2 separate regions of the Mus musculus genome follow, and region 2 is linked to region 1. Evidence: chromatin loops called from intact Hi-C (ENCODE). Cell type or tissue: left cerebral cortex. All regions are shown on one strand.

What was found. Hi-C counts contacts between places; a loop is a spot of excess contacts. Peaks named below come from ENCODE experiments on the same cell type or tissue, not always from the same donor. Only the 100,000 strongest peaks of a DNase experiment are listed, where the experiment ranks them.
Region 2: it touches region 1 in a loop (20-fold over the local background); 1 of 42 quality-filtered maps calls a loop at or near these places.

The regions. Positions count from the first base shown.
Region 1 is chr17:84,091,597-84,099,596 of GRCm38, forward strand. No RefSeq gene overlaps it. Among named protein-coding and RNA genes, the nearest start is that of Gm35551, 12 kb to the left of the region's middle. In left cerebral cortex, no CTCF peak of the experiment used is centred here; DNase peaks (open chromatin) are centred at 3,751 and 5,104; H3K4me3 peaks cover 698 bases; H3K27ac peaks cover 2,482 bases.
Region 2 is chr17:83,886,049-83,894,048 of GRCm38, forward strand. No RefSeq gene overlaps it. Among named protein-coding and RNA genes, the nearest start is that of Gm35125, 15 kb to the left of the region's middle. In left cerebral cortex, no CTCF peak of the experiment used is centred here; DNase peaks (open chromatin) are centred at 1,408 and 3,756; H3K27ac peaks cover 1,621 bases.

The DNA.
Region 1 (8,000 bases):
CAGGTCTAAATATCTCTCCTCATTAGAAACAGTCCCACAAAAGCCAACGTGCCAGTGTTTTCCACCTCAGGTCAACATCCCACCGTCTTGGAGGATGACTCTTGCGCCGGTGGGGGGGGGGGCGGGGGGGGCGGGGGGGCGGGGGGGGGGCAATACCACAGCACACAGCGAAGACCAGGGAGCCTGGTGCGTGCAGTGAACGAGAGACACCGCCTGAAGCAAGGCAGAAGTGAAGCTTACACCCAACGTTGTTCTCTCCTTCACATATGTGATGTGGTATGTAGACAGACAGATACACACACACAGATGCATGAATGCACACATGAGTTCATGCACGGGCACACACATACACGAACACACATGTGTGCTCCCACACACACAATACTGCAAAGAAATGCTGGGTTGTTTGTTTGTTTGTTTGTTTCAGTCCATCACTAATCACCTTCCAGCCTCCCCACAGTGCTTTAGAGGTGAGTGACTACTCTTGTCTTCAGTGACAGTCCTCTCAAGAAAAGAATATGGATCCGAGTCTCTGAGTACTAACAACACTGTTACACAAGAGTGGCAAATGTCTCCTGTAGGTGCATCTGGAGGGAGGGATAAGATGGCTGAACACCCAGGAATCTCCTTTGTGAATCGTCACATCAGGCTGGCCCCTGAGGACTCCGTGGGAAAACCGTCTATGACCTGTTGGCCTTCCTGGAGACATAAATCTGAAACAAGTCACAGACTACTGTAGCCAGCACTTGGAGCACTGCACAGCTCACAGTCAGAACCGCTAGTCGGGGGACCACCCTGATACCCATGGGGATCTCTTTCAGAGGGCTTGTCCTAGAATTCTCATGCTATTCAATCCTGGCCTTCGCCTCCTCCAGGGAGTCCTCTCTGACTACCTCCTGCTGATCTCTCTCCCTTCTAGGAACTACAAATCTCATTTAATTATATCTATTCTCCTCTCCCTCTCCCTCTCCCTCTCCCTCTCCCTCTCCCTCTCCTTCTCCTTCTCCTTCTCCCGCTTTTTTTTTCCTTCCTCCTTCTTCTTTTTTCTTCATTTTGTTTTGTTTTTTGAGACAAGGTTTTACTATGGATGGCCTGGAACTCCTTACATAGATCTGGCTGGTCTTGAACTTACAGAGATCCTGCCTGCTTCTGCTTCCAGGGTGCTGGGACTAGCTAATTATACCTCATTATATCTAATTCTAGTTTTTATTATTCTCCCTAAATCATATTGAAACCACAGTGAGGGAAAAACTATCTCTAGGTTGTTGTTGGTTTTTTTTTTCAATTACATTTACTTATTTATTCCGTGTGTGTGTGTGTGTGTGTGTGTGTGTGTGTGTGTGTGTGTATGTGTTTATGGTGTGTAAAGAGAGAACAACTTTCAGGAGCTAGCTCTTTCCTTCTTGTGCATCCGAGGGATCAAACCCTGATCACCAGGTTTGGCAGCAGCCGCCTTTACCCACTGAGTCATCTCCCAGCCCAACCTGGTGCCTATCAACACTTACCGTGGCAGACTTTTACAAGTCTAGAGAAGAGAGAAGAGGGCCTGAGAGCAGAGTTAGGTTCCCAGCACCAACACTGGGCAGCTTGTAACTGTCTCTAACTCTGGCTCCTAGTTGCTCTACTTCCTCAACTGAAGGATATGGTGCACACAGTGCTCTATGAAGTGGGGGGAGTGGGGGGGGGGCAGGCACACCTCCATCCTGGGTGGCTTCTTAGAGAACAGCTCATTTCTAGGCATCTCTTTAGCTTGCCTTTCTCTTTTATCTACTTTAGAAATGGAGTGAAGCCTGGAAGTGGTAGCACCCAGCACACACTTTTAATCTCAGCACTCTAGAAGCAGAGGTAGATGGATCTCTGAGCCAGCCTCATCTATAGAATGAGTTCTGGGCCAGTCATGTGTGTCTGAAAAAGCCACTGAGAAACTTCATCTGGGAAAACGATAACAATAACAACAGGAATGAGATGATGGGGTAAAATAAAACAGGGTGGTCGCATAATTAACCAAAAGCACACCCAACAGGGTAGTTGTTCTGCCTCCTTGTGTGTGTCAACTTGACACAAGCTAGCATCATCAGAGGAGAGAGAAGAATGCCTCCATGAGATCCAGCTGTAGAACATTTTCTTAATTAGTAACTAATCAGGGAGGGCCCACCCCATTGTGGGTGGTGCCATCCCTAGGCTGGTGGTCTTGGATTCTATAAGAAAGCAGACAAAGCAAGCCATGTTGAGCAAGCCAGTAAGCAGCATCCTTCCATGGCCTCTGCCTCCTGGTTTCTAGGCATGCCTATGAGGAATTATCTTAACTAGGTTAGCTGAGGTGGGAAGACCTATCCTAAAAGTGGGTGACACTATTCACTCTGCTTGGATCTTGGATAGCCTAAAAAGGGGAAAGTTAAAGTGGATTAGTGGTGGCACACGCCTTTAATCCCAGCACTCAGGAGACTGAGGCAGGAGGATCTCTGTGAGTTCGAGGCCAGCGTGGTCTAAAGAGTGAGTTCCAGGACAGTCAAAGCTACACAGAGGAACCCTGTCTCAAAAAAAGAAAAAAAAAAAAAAAAAAGAAAGACAGAAAGAAAGAAAGGAGGGGGGAAAGCTGTCTAACATGAGCTTCCAGGGTGTGAGTGCCGAGTAATCGCCTCATACTCCTGCCTCCAGGAGCTTCCCACAATAAACTGGATCTTGGAACAAACCCTTTCCTCCTCAAGTTGCTTCTGTCAGGGTGTTTTATCAGCAATAGAAAAAGTCACTCAGCCAGCATCCAAGAATGTGTTCCTTAACTTAGGGATGGAGGTCCTGGGTGGTAAATGAATGAACGGGCATTCCTTTAAATAAATGAATAAATCAATAAGACAAGTAAGGTTGTTTGTGGAGAATGGCACAGACAGAGTGCCATTGAAGTTCTGCACCCTGAGGGCCAAACAAAACAGGAAGCTGAGGCTAAGATCCCTCGTGGAGGGCCAGGCTCGGGAAAGGTTGCTTACCAAGCGTGAGCAAAGTCCTGGGTTTGATTCCCAGTACCACACACAGAGACAACAGCAACAGCAAGGACAACCACACTTGGAAGTGTCACTAGCCAGCCACCTTTGAACAATGATCCTGACTGTGGGGGTGAGGGAGCAGGGTACAGGCAGGATTTTTCTGCAGATGGTGAAAAATTAGCATCCATCACTGCAGGATGGGGGTGAGGAGTAGCGGGCGGGGTCACTGAAGGGAGGGGCTGCGTGGGCTTTGATTAGTTCTTTTTTTGCACCTCTTAAATATATCGCAATACTTACAGAATACTTTAAGAGTCTCAAGCCAGATCCTGCCGCCCGAGTTGGAGGATGGCTCAGTGGGCATGAGGCTCTGGGAACAAGCACGGGGACTTGAGTTGGAATCCCTAGCGCTCACCCCATGTGCTTGTAGCCCCAGTGTTGGAAGGCAGAGGCAGGAAGATCCCCAGAGCACACTTGCTGGCTGTCCAGCCTGAACCAAATGGCAAGCTTTCATCAGTGAAAGACCCCCATCTCAGAGGAATAAGACAGAGTGATATAGAAAGACACTTTATGTCCTCCTCTGGATTTCATATGTGTGTGTACACTTGCACACACATGTGTACATATATACAACGCACACACAGTCCTTGGAGCTCAGGCAGTGAAATTCCACGTCACAGCAGTTAGAACAGCAGAACTCAAAACCTTTGACAATGCCAAGTGCTGACACAGATGCAGAGTAACTAGAATGTAGACACACTTCCCCTATGCTATGAGACACACAGAGTGTAGGTGCTTGAGAAACAAAGCCAGCCTGCTTTCTCTCTCTCTCTCTCTCTCTCTCTCTCTCTCTCTCTCTCTTTGGTTTTTCAAGACAGGGTTTCTCTGTATAGCCCTGGCTGTCCTGGACCTCACTCTGTAGACCAGACTGGCCTCAAACTCAGAAATCTGCTCACTGCCTCTGCCTCCCAAGTGCTGGGATTAAAGGCATGCACCACCATGCCTGGCTACCAGCCTGCTTTCTTACAACGGAATGCCTTCCCCAGCAACTCCACATCTAGATATTTACCCAAAGGACACAGGTAAAAATATGTATACAAAATGATCACATATGTAACACAAAATGATCACAGCAGCTCTTCTTACAGCAGCCACAACTTAGGTGCCTAGTCTGCAGATAAACTGTTTAATAAAGGAAACTAACTCTGCATATACACTGTATGGATTCCAGTAAGAAATCTGAGATAAAGCAGCACACATTGCAGGACTCCATGGGTCTTCAATCCAAAGCCACATGAAACTTAGAGGATATGTCACCAACAGCAGAGCCTGGAAGGTTGGGGCTGGTAGGAGGATTCAGGGAACATTCTGGACCGAGGATTGTTCTGTCAGTGTGCTGTGGATGGCACAGGGCATAGATGTGGCAAAAGGCACACTGAGGAGCTGTGCCATAAAGGGCCATCGAGAAGGGTCATCAGCCTTCTGTTGCTGCGGAGCCTGAGGAGCTGGGGTTAGTCTCCCAGGATCCACATGGTAGAAAGCAAAAACTGACTCCCACAAGTGGTCCTCTGACCTCCATCCACATGTGCACTGTGGTAAAAACACAGAGGACATGCGTGTGTCACACACACACACACACACACACACACTAATAAATTTCAATACTTTTCAAGCAACTTTAATTTATACATTTTGTTTCACTATTCCACGGTAGGTTTTTAAAAACTGTATCTGTGATGCTTAAAGGACACTCCACACCGACTAAGTCAGGGACTCCTCTGGGTGACGCTCAGGAATCTATCTGCCTGTTCAGAGCCCTAAGGTCCAGGTCCCCAGGGGTGACACCCACTCGCCCCTCCCCCACTTTGGCCCGTGACACTTCCAACAGGGCAGGCTTGGCGTCCCCCCTCCCTCCAAGCTCCCAACCCCTCTGCCTAGTCGCCCTTAGCAACCAAGAAAGGACTTGCAAATCCTCAAAGTGCAGCCGCCTGGGGAGGGGCGGCGCGGTGTCAACGAGACAAGGACACGTCCAAAACGCTGGGTAATTGCCGGGCTGCTAATGCTCAGCCCTTTGTGCGTCCGCGCGGAGCCAGCGGCCGCGCTCCCAAGCCCCGGCTTTTCAGGGCGGGCGCGCAGGGGGCCTGACGACCGCGCTCCCGCGCTCCGAGGCGCATAATTAATCGGCCTTCACAGGGTCGGGGACAAAGGCGCTCATTCACCCGCCGCTCCTCCCTCCCCGGGATATTGTTATTGCGGAAAAACTGCAGCCAGCTGGGCCGCAGGGCAACGTCAGCGCCATGGGAGAACGGACCGACCGCACCTAGGAGACCCAGTTCTCTCTCCTCCAGAGCCCCCCAGAGGGATCGGGGCAGCCAGGAGCCAGGGTGGGCAGGACGCAGGGTCTCTTTTGCGGGCTACAGGGTGCTGAAAGCGTCGAGGTTTCTGTCGGGCCCCGATACGTTCGAGCTGTGGAAATGGGAACGGCACGTGCCTACACTGGCTCCTAGGAGAACTTAAATGGACTTGCTTGCCCAGGCTAGAGCCCTACCCGGCAGGCCCTCCACAACACCAAGAAGAACGGGTCTGTAGTTAAAGTCAAGGACCCCGAGGAGTGTTGGGGAAACTTGCCTAGGCCCACTGTGACCTTACCAAATCTATAAGATGGCTCCGTGGATAAAGGTGCTTGCTTTTAAACCTGGAGACCTCCACTCGATCCCTGTGACCCTTATTAACCATGGAAGCAGAGACCTCCACGTATGTGCACCACCCCTCAAGCATGTTCCCTACCCCACGGTAACGATAAACAACGTTATTTTTAAAGTGAAGCGGTAGGCTGGACATCTATCTGCATTTTCCTGTTCTTCAAGCCCTCTGGAAGCTCTCTGAAAGCCGCCGCAAAAGTGGCTCAGCGCTCCGCCCCAGTTCATGGGTGAGAAGACAATCTTCAGAAGTGACAGGCCACGGTCACAGAGCAGGGCTGCTTGGACCCTGGGCATGCTGGTTGTGCGCAAAGCGGAGCAGAAGAAAGAAAAAGCTGCTAGAGATTGAGACACTGGCCTTCCTCAAGCCTAAACCCTCCCTGACTTCAAAGCCCTGGACCAAGGCTCGTATTAAAACCCTGACCTCTCCTTGTACTGCAAAAGACTTTGGCATGTTCTGTTCATGGGACCTATGGGGGTTCCCCTACCAGCTCCATCTGAGGTGTCTTTGAGAGACCAGGCCCAAAGCCTTCATGGCTGTGTCAAGGCCACTGCCCACCAAACCTGAGTCATGGCTGATCATGGCAACACTCTCTCACCATTCAGAGGCCCTGGCCTGAGGGCTCCATTCCTCTTCAAAGTCCAGTGTTCCCCCAGGCCCAGCAGAAGCCCAGGTTCCAGGTTGGCAAGGCTGGGCTTCACCTTTCCCTCTAAACCCAAGGCATTAGGCACCAGGCCATTCCTCCTCCTCAGTGCAGCAACAGTTGTGACGAGCCGCCATGGCTTTCTGAAACCTCAGGGTTCTGAACAGCTCCCAGAACAAGCAGGGGCTTTCCAAAACCCTGCCTGCCCAGCCCAGCCCAGCCCAGCCCAACCCAGCCCATCTCCTTGAGACGTTCTGTCCCTCTCAGCCATGCTCTGGAAAATGTTTCCTTTGCCTAAGACTTCCAGTCTTGAGCAGGACCATAGGACAGCAAGCCAGACCGCCATAGAGCCTCGGTCCTCCTGGCAAGATGAAGATGGGAAAGCTCCCTTGTTAGCTAAGGAGCCCATTCTGACCTCCAAGGCACAGAGGGGGCCCAACCAAGCTAACTCTGTAGCCAACATACCGTGCTAGACACTGGAAAGCCAATACCCTATGACAGTCATATCTGTGGATTGGGGAAAATGCACAGAAAATTCCAGAACAAAGCGGAGAGAAACAAGATAAAACAGAGTCCAGCCAAGGCCCAGCCGGGCCTCTGAGAGCACAGACCAGCTGTCCAGCAGAAAGCAAACCCAAGCAGGGCTCCTGAGGTCAACACAGTTCTGACAAGGCTTGGGGCTCAGGCATCCCCCAGTGGTCAGGACACCAGCACAGCATCATAAGCCTAGCTGACTCCCGCAAAGTCGGCTGTATTTACAAGCTAGAATAGCCCACCAGATACGGGATACGGCTTCACCGAAAGGAAAGCAGACTATATTAAAGAGCATCCTTGAGAATCTCGCCTGAAGTAATTGAAGCAAAAAGGTAAAGATGTCTAACTTTTCCTCAGATGTTTTCAGAAGCATAAATCATGGGCGAATCTGGGGAAAGCGGCACGTCAGTGATCCCTTGGGCTAGCCTTGGAGGCTGCTGAAGCATCCCGGACACACATGTAAACCGCAGGGCCAGCATCCCCACATTCAGTCACTGTACCCACCTCCTGTTGCCTGCAGCCCCATCCCCTACCACGTTCCCTCCCAGAAGCACTTGCCTTCAAAGGCAGGTATCTTCCATCAAAGCACTTTGTGAACCCCAAACTGGTTTGACAATCCTTAAGGGAATTACTAGCCTCTGAATCTCAGATCAGCTAACATTATGGTTTGTGAACACTGAATGCTCCCTAAACCTGGAGTCCAGTCATTTGCCCATGGATTCCAGTGCTGATGGGGTGGGGGCTGGGGTGGGGGAGAAGGACAGAGAAATGATCAGTGCGTAGACTGAATTGAGAAAAACAGGAGAAAACAAACAAACAAACAAACACCAGATGTGGTGGTGATAACCCCAGGACTTGGGATGTGAAGGCGGAAGGATCAAAAATTAAGGGTAAGCCTTAGCTCCATAGCAAGTGAGAGGGCCAGCCTGAGCTACAAGAGAACTTTACTCAAAAAAGTAAAAGAAAACAACAAACAAAAAGGGGAAGCTAGCGGAGACCACGTAGATTTTACAGCCTACACATCAATATTACATGTCGACACTACATGTCAGTATCCCATGTCAATACTACATGTCAGAACTACATGTCAATACACGTCAGCACTACACATCAGTACTACATGAGTATCACACACTCAGGCCAGA
Region 2 (8,000 bases), 210 kb before region 1:
CACGTATAAATTTTAGCTACGGACATTTTTAGCTATGAGTGACCAAAGACCAATTCAAACAAGCTTGAATCAAAAGGGCATATGTTGATTCTCAGGACTGGACAGTCCAAGGGTGGAGAACTAAGGCTCAAATTGGTTTTCCAGAGTGTTTGTGTCAGTCCTAGATTCTATGTGTGTGTGGGGCAGGGATGCATTTCCTCCAAAGAAGGGAGTCGGGCAACTATACATTGTAAGAACCATTTCTGAAATGTTGCTCCTGGGTCCCTTGGGCCAGATTTCTCAAGTAGGTCAAGTGGTGGGCACCGTCTTCCCAAAGTTCTCTGCGACCTGAAGCTGATCATGGCTCCCTTGGTGCTGTGGTGATTTCAGTACAGCAGACACGAATGGTTGACATAGCCAGTCTAAGAGGGCTTTCTCAGCACAGCTTTTCACCTACTCTGGTCTGGGTACCCTCAAAGATCCCCCAAGGACAGCTCCTAAGAATTTTACCACCATGACTGTGCAATGTAGAAATGTCTACAATGAAAACCAAACAAACCAATTCTGCCAAGCCACCGGCAGCCAGCCTCCCACAGAGCTCCCAAGAGGTCCTCATGCACGGAGGCCCTCAGCAATGGTCTCTCAGCCTCTCCTGGGTATTCATGCCACACAGGAGTCCCTCCATAAGGGCAAGGTCCTCAGAAGTGGGTTTAGTCCTCAGGTCACTTTCCACTGACCCCCCCATGAGCCTAAGTCCCTAGTGATATACACTCCCAAGGCTTCATGAACTCTGATGAAAACTCTCCCTGGGGAGGGTAGGGAGAGCGGCTGCTAAGGCATGTCTTCGAGCTGCCCGCCTGGGCTATTAGGCCTTGATGCTTGCCAGCAGTGAGGCTGGCCTCAGCCTGTTCTCGTGGAGTTTATGGATGTGTGTGGGCCACACCTTGGGCCAAGACACTCCTGTTGGACTAGGCCATCTTCTGTGGGGTCTGCCTCTTGGCCCTGGCCTGAGCAACGGTCCTTGCACCTTCCGATGTGCCTCCCTTCCTTCTTCCCCTTCAAATATTTTTCCTTTTCTGTTCTCCTTAAATAAGGATGGTTCAACAAAACCTTGTCACCCTAGACTCTAAAAAGCACAGGTTCAACCATGTTGTGAGCATACCTGTGTGTATGTGATTCAATCATGTTGTTTTGTGTGAGCATGTCTGTGTTCATGTGGCAGGGGTGTACAGAAACCTTAGGTTTCATTCATTAGACACCATCTGCCTTTTCTTATTTTTGAGACTGGTTTCTCATTGACCTGGAACAGGCTTGGCCATCTGGAGAGCATGCCATTTCCCCGGGGATCTTCCTGTCCCTGCCTCTATATCACCAAGCACAGCTTCTGTATTGGAGTCCAGTCCTTGTGCTTGCGAAGCTAGCACTCCACCCACTGAGCTGTCTCCCAGCTCCTCCTCCACCACGATTTTAAAAATGTTCATTGAGATGCGACTCTGTGCTACAGAATGAGGGAAGTACCTCAGGCAACATTAGAAGGAGTTAGAAGATATTTCCTAACCACCCCAGATCCTGAGCGCCCTATAAAGAGCAAGGCACACTACATCATCATAGTGTAGACAATACTGTGTGTCCCCCTCGTTCCTGCCCAGTATGCCCTGGTACATTGAAGACTCAAAGAAGAGCCAACGCAGGAGGAATCAGAGCACAGTTCATAGCTTCTCTGTCCTTTCTTCTTCTTGTCCACCATCATGGTCATCACGTCCTCCCCTGGGAGCATCCAGAGGATGTGGCCATGAGGAAAAAGAGATGAGTGTAGAATTGTTAGGCCCAAGCATACACGTATAATGAAGGCATCTCCCAGCCCCACCTATGGCCACGATCATGTGCATTTATTCATTCACAGGCACAAAGCAGCAGGGTGGGCCTACCATAATCTAGCTCTTATTATAAAACCAGAATGCTTTCCATCTGGGTTTAAGCTGCAGCCTATGAAGTCGGGTCTATAAAAAAATAAGATTGGAAGTGAAAATATTGAGCACAGTAAATTATGGCTGCACTGTGTTCCCTCCCCAGGGCTGTCTTGGTTAAAGAACCTTTCACAAACCCATCTAGGGCTGCGCTTTCTATCTTCCCAGAGAGCGTTATGTTTGTTCACAGGAAGAAAGAGCCTAGATGGCGGAGCCTTGGTCAATAGAGCCAGCGTGCTTGGCCGTTGGCACCTGCCTGGCAGCTTAATGTTCCTTCAAAAGCAGAGTTACTCAGCTACAAAATGAAAGCCCCAAAGAGGCTGTTGCCTAGGAGAAGGTTTCCATCATGGCCACATGTCCCTCCCCGCTTCATCCCACCATGTCCGTCCTGACTGTATCACCGTCTTCCAGCACCGATTCAGTACGAGTGCCATTTTCTAGGCACTGGATGAGTGTTTTGGAGGAAGGGATGCCTGAGAGAGGGATCTCTCAGATCTCTGCAAAGGATAGAAGGGGATACTTGTGTACACAACCAACCCAGGGCCGGAAGGAAAGTTATGAATAAGACATTCAGGCATTCACGGTGTGTGTGTGTGTGTGTGTGTGTGTGTGTGTGTGTGTGTGTGTGTGTGTCTGAGAGAGAGAGAGAGAGAGAGGGAGAGAGAGAGAGAGAGAGAGAGAGAGAGAGAGAGAGAGAGAGGCTCTAGGAGAAGGCAGTTTTCAAGGTGTCTGGATAGATGGGTTGGGTGTGGACCTGCAGAAGAAGAAGGTCGTCTCAAAATGGGAAGTCTAACATTGGGATCAAGATGGGTATGGAATTCAGATGGACTAGACCACGGAGGTCCGTGGAGGGCAGAGAGGGAAGCCATGCTGAAGGAAGAATGGGGTTAGATGAAAGGACACAGCGGACAGAAGAGGAAGGCACTCAATCTGAAGAGTCTTGTTCTGTCATGTGGCAGAGCGCAGTGACTCCTGGTTGGCGCTGGGGCCAGTCTTTGTTGTGAGAGATCTCGAGGCACATGGCCGGTCTCTTTTGTCTGTATACTCTTTTTTTCCTAAAAGAACCCCAAAATAGGGTGGGAGGGGGAAAGAAAAATCCCAAATTCTTATTTCCCCTTTTAGCTGGTTTAAAAACTTGACAAAAAGTTTGAGCGCTAGCTGCTGACACAGTCTTGCTCTTTCGTGCTTTATCCACTTGGGAGGGAGATGGTGTCAAATGAAGGCCACAGTTCACCTCAGTGCAAATAAGGGCATCAGGGCCTTTTCAGAGGGCTTTTGCTTGGGAAATGGGTGGAGTGTGAGGGGACCAGACTTGGCACAGAAAGGACAGCGGCAAGAATGGCCCGGTTGGTCAAATCCACACGGCCTGCCTTGCCCTTCTTTGTGGCCTCGAACAGATGTTGTCTGAAGTGTGGGTCTCAGAGGTTCAGGGCCAATGTAAGGACATTCTCAAGAGCCAACGGGAGGAAGCCCAGGCACCCTGCATCTTGGGATGGAATGAGGCTGGTGCCATCCTTTGTAGACTCCGTCTGTGGGGCTGAGGGGGATGCTGGCTTCATCCCACTTTCTCAGAAATTCTGATGGGAACCAGTGGGGTTGTATTGAGAAGGATTTCCAAGCTCATTTCAAGCCTTTCCCTTGGCTTTATTCAGCAGGCCAGCCCCCCAGTGCCACAACATCCCCTATTCTCTCCTTTCTGGGCTGGTTAATGCGAGCTTTCTGTGGGGGCAGGAAAATGGAGCAGTTGTTCCATCGGGGCTGGGCACTGACCCTCTTTCTCTGGCAGACTCTTAGAATTTAGAACTTGGATCTCTCCCTCCACCCCACAGAGCACAGGGTGTGGGTCCAAGAAGCAGGGAACTATGGGAGAAAGGGGGTTTGTGACCCTTCTCCTCCTCCAGACTCGTCCTTATTCTCCGAGGACAGGCAGAAAGGGCTCTTCCAAGGCCTGCTGGCAGCCAGGCCCCGTTTGTGGTAGGCGGTGTTTATGTGAACGCACAAATGTTTATGTGAGATTGCCAACCGGTTATTTATGAGTCTCTCAGCCTTTCCCCAATAAAAGCTGTTCCCTCAATGTTCTGACAGGCCCTGCATCTGTAACTAATGTGTCACTCGCTCGCCTAATGCAGTTCACTTGTGTTTATTTTTGCACAAAAGCAATTTATCCAGCGGCTCTGGAAAAAAACAGCCCTGTCAGGAACCTTCTTGGGAGCCGAGTGTTTTTCCTCAAAAGAAGGCCCAAATGGCTCACAGGGCAGGGCAGGCTGTTGGGGCATGTGCCCAAAGTGCCCAGAATGTGAGGGTGGGCAGCGGGTGTGAGGAGAGCTGAGCCCTCACTGTTATCTCTGGTTGTAAGGGTGTGTGTCTGTTTGCAACTTCCTGTGGGACTGTGTAGGTTTGTGTTGGCCTTTCAATAGAAAAGTTCTGCCCAGAATGTTGAATGATTTTAAAATGGTGTTGGGGGTGAGGTGACGCTAGCTTCACTATCCCTCTGGTCGTCATAAATCAAAGTTGGGAGAGTAGGCTGTTGGCGGTTAAAGGGCCTGGAGGAGGTAGCTTAAGGGAGGGCAAGGAGGGCGAGAGCAGGGGCTAAAGGGGAGGATGCTTGGCTTTAGGGCAAAAAGAGCATGAGCTCTGGGCAGTCCAGGACCAGAATGATAAAAAGTTGAAGGCAGATGACTGTGCAGGGCTCCTCTCTGCGCGGGTTAATCTGACGATTGTCACTGTTTTCGTTGCTGTAGGGAAAGGGTGCTCTGAGGGCTTGTTGGATGGCACTGAGGAAGCAGAGATCTCCAGCTCTAGAATTTCAGGGGGAAAGGAAATGAGCCGGGGAGGGAGGGAGGGGTCAGGAGTCAACCAGATGCAAAGAGGAGCCCCCTGTTGGGCTGCACAAGAGCCTGGGGTCTCTATGGTCCTTCACTCCATCCCATCGACTGCCACAACTAACACAAGGCAGTCGATCGGGCAGGAGAGGAAGTGACTCTGGGTAGAGCCCTTCCGCTGCTGGGGATGACCCCGGGTACTTGAGCCCACAGTGCGCAGAGGCCCAACTCATGGTAGATCCTTTCTTGCCATTTCAAAATGGCCTAGTAGGAATAGTAGTGGTGAGCTAGGATAGTGACATCAAAGCCTGAGGAAGCCAGCTCTCCCTCTCGGAGACATGACACCTTCTTCTAGTCTTTCTCACACCAAATCATGACTGTTCTGTCCCAGTTGGCAGGAAGATGGTCTGAATGATCTCCATCTTGGGTTGTTCTCCAAGGAGATTTTGTTAAACCATGATGGCGGACGATGTCAAGCCAAAGATTCTCGTGTTAACAGGGAAGTAGATGTACGGTGTGGGGATGGAGCCTTTGGGTCTTTCTGTTTTGAAGTCTTTGAGGCCTGGCCTAGGCTTTGACTGCTCTTCTCCTTTCTATGCACAGGGATGAAGGCAGCTTTGAGTGTGGGGTAGGGAAAATGGCTGAAGGGCAATCCTGTGCTCCAGGAATCAGCCCACTTTAGAATCTAAAAAGTCGGCCCCTCATGTTGAGGCCCCAACTCCACCTTACCACCCTCCCAGGGATCGTCTCCGACCTCCCTTGCACGTCTTTCCCAGGACTGCCCTCTCACAGTCTGGCTAAGCATCTCTCTTTGCCTTCTGCACTAAGTCACAGTCGTAAGGCGCTTCCCCAGCCTAGCTTGCCTTCCTCACAGCTCCCCACTCGAATGCTGCCCACTCCCCCACCCCATGGGAGAGAGTGGGCCACAGAATTTACAGATCACACTTTCCACGGACAAAATCAGTCTTAGACTCTAAAATGAGAATTCACAAATTCCAAACCCCCCGGGAGGGCTTGAAAAGAGAGCCAGGGCAGATGGCAGGAAATAAAGGGTCTTCCGTAGGTAGGCATGTTGGGGAGGGGCGTGCCAGTGAGGAGTGGTCGGGACGGAGGCTTCGTCCTTGGAGAGTGAGGGAGTGGGAAGCCATTCTTCTCATTTCAAATCTGGATTTTTGACGTGATCTCTCCTAGGGTTACATGTTGGCAACAAGATTCATGTCTAACATGCTGCAGGCCAAACAAAACAGTCTCAGACTGGTTGGGGCTGGGCTATCGCTGTGCTATTGTGAAATGGAGCAGAACTGCCATCTGAGATGTGCCCTCCGCCCCACACTCTCTTAGCAACTCTTGGATGGGAATATTTTTTTAAAAAGATTTATCTATTTATTTTATGTATATGAGTGCACTGTCTTTAGACACACCAGAAGAGGGCATCGGATCCCCTTATAGATGTTTGTGAGCTACCATGTGGTTGCTGGGAATTGAACTCAGGACCTCTGCAAGAGCAGTCAGTGCTCTTAACTGCTGAGCCATCTCTCTAGACCTTGGATGGGAATCTTGACTGTGAGCACCTAGTGCCGGAAGCTGAAAATACAGCCCCATCTCCTGAGAAATGTCAGCTGACACCCACCTGTTCTTCTCTTTGGACCCTGTCACTCCTCTTAGCAGGTGCTGTGGAGTTCTGTCTAGACCCAGCCTCTGGGGATCCTGGAGCCGAAGGACTCAGTCAGGGAGCCCTGCTTCTCACTGATGTTGGGAGCAGCGGTTCTTAGTGTATTAAAGGATGCTGCAATCCTTTGATACAGTTCCTCGTGTGTGGTGATCCCCAGCCATAAGATTATTTCATTGCTACTTCATAACTGTCATCTTGCTACTGTTAAGAATCATAATGTCAATATCTGACATGTGACCCCCTCGAAGGGATCTCGACCCACAGGTTGAGAACCGCCAGTTGGGACTGAACTGATGGTGGAGTGTGGGGGGAGGGTATGTCAGGATCAGATTCTAGGGTTATGGTTTGGGCAACAGAGGGGGCCTCATGCTTCTCAGGGGTGTGTGTGTGAGTGTCCCAGAAGTCACCGCCCGTTAAGAGACTATCCTCAAATTTCCAGATCTCACCCTTTCTGGGTGTAGAAGGGAAGTGCAAATTTTGGCTTCAGATTTGACACCGTGAATGTGACCCCAGCTTATTATCCTCAGTGTGTGGCCTCCAGATAGAGTGGGACACAGCTCCCAGAGGCCTGCCTTTGTCACCAGTAGGTATTTGGAGGCTGAGACTGGCTTTCCAAGGCCAGCCTGGCAGAGGATACAGTGCTCAGGGGGAACATTCAACTTGGTTTCGGGTCCCTGTAGTTCTGGGATTCTCCTGGCTCTGCAGCTTATTGATGTGACCTTTGGAAGTGATGCCATCCCATGTTTTGGTGTGGCTGGGTCTGACTGGATGGTCTTTGGCCTGCACCCAGTCTTTGAGTTCTCTGCCGATGACTCTAGCCTTCTGTCACTCCAGCTTCCTATTCAGTCTGATTAGAACTGAACACTGTTGCTCAATCGCTGAGTCCCCAGCGTCTTACAAGGCATATAGCACATCAGAGCTATTTATTGTGTTTGTCAAATGGATAATAAGATGCAACTCTGGCTTCCAGAAGTTAGCCTTGTTTGTAGAGAAGAACCAGACAAGCTGGGTGCTGGAGGGTGAGATGCAACTCTGTCAAACCAGGTCACAAGTTTTGCTGGGCGGCTGGAGGTCAGTGGGATCCAGGGCTACGCTCAGTTCCTGGAGGACCTGATGAAGAACCAGGGAGCAGGCCATTTGGGGCCATTGGAGTGCATAGCTACAGCAGTGGCCCAGGCTTGCAAAATAGACTAACACAGCCATGCAGAGGCATGGTCTTCCTGGAGTGGTGTGCAGGTCAGGTCCTGGGGCCTGTGGGAGTTGAGCAGTCTGGAAAAAGAGGGCTATAAGGAAATTGCAGAGCGCTGAGGCCTTGGACAGCCCCCTCTTACCCCCCCCCCCGCCCCTGTTTGTTTACTCTCTAGCTTTGAGCACAGGGAAGGCCTCCTGCTAGCCCATTATATGGAAGTTCACTATGAGGCTCAAAGATCTTCCCCCACCCCTTGGTGCAATGGGAAACAGTGACATTCTGAGGCTCAGCTGAATGGTCACTCTGTGTTCCCCCCCTCCCCCCCACGTGTGCTTCCTAGTGTCATGGAGCCACCTGAAATGTCTTCCAGG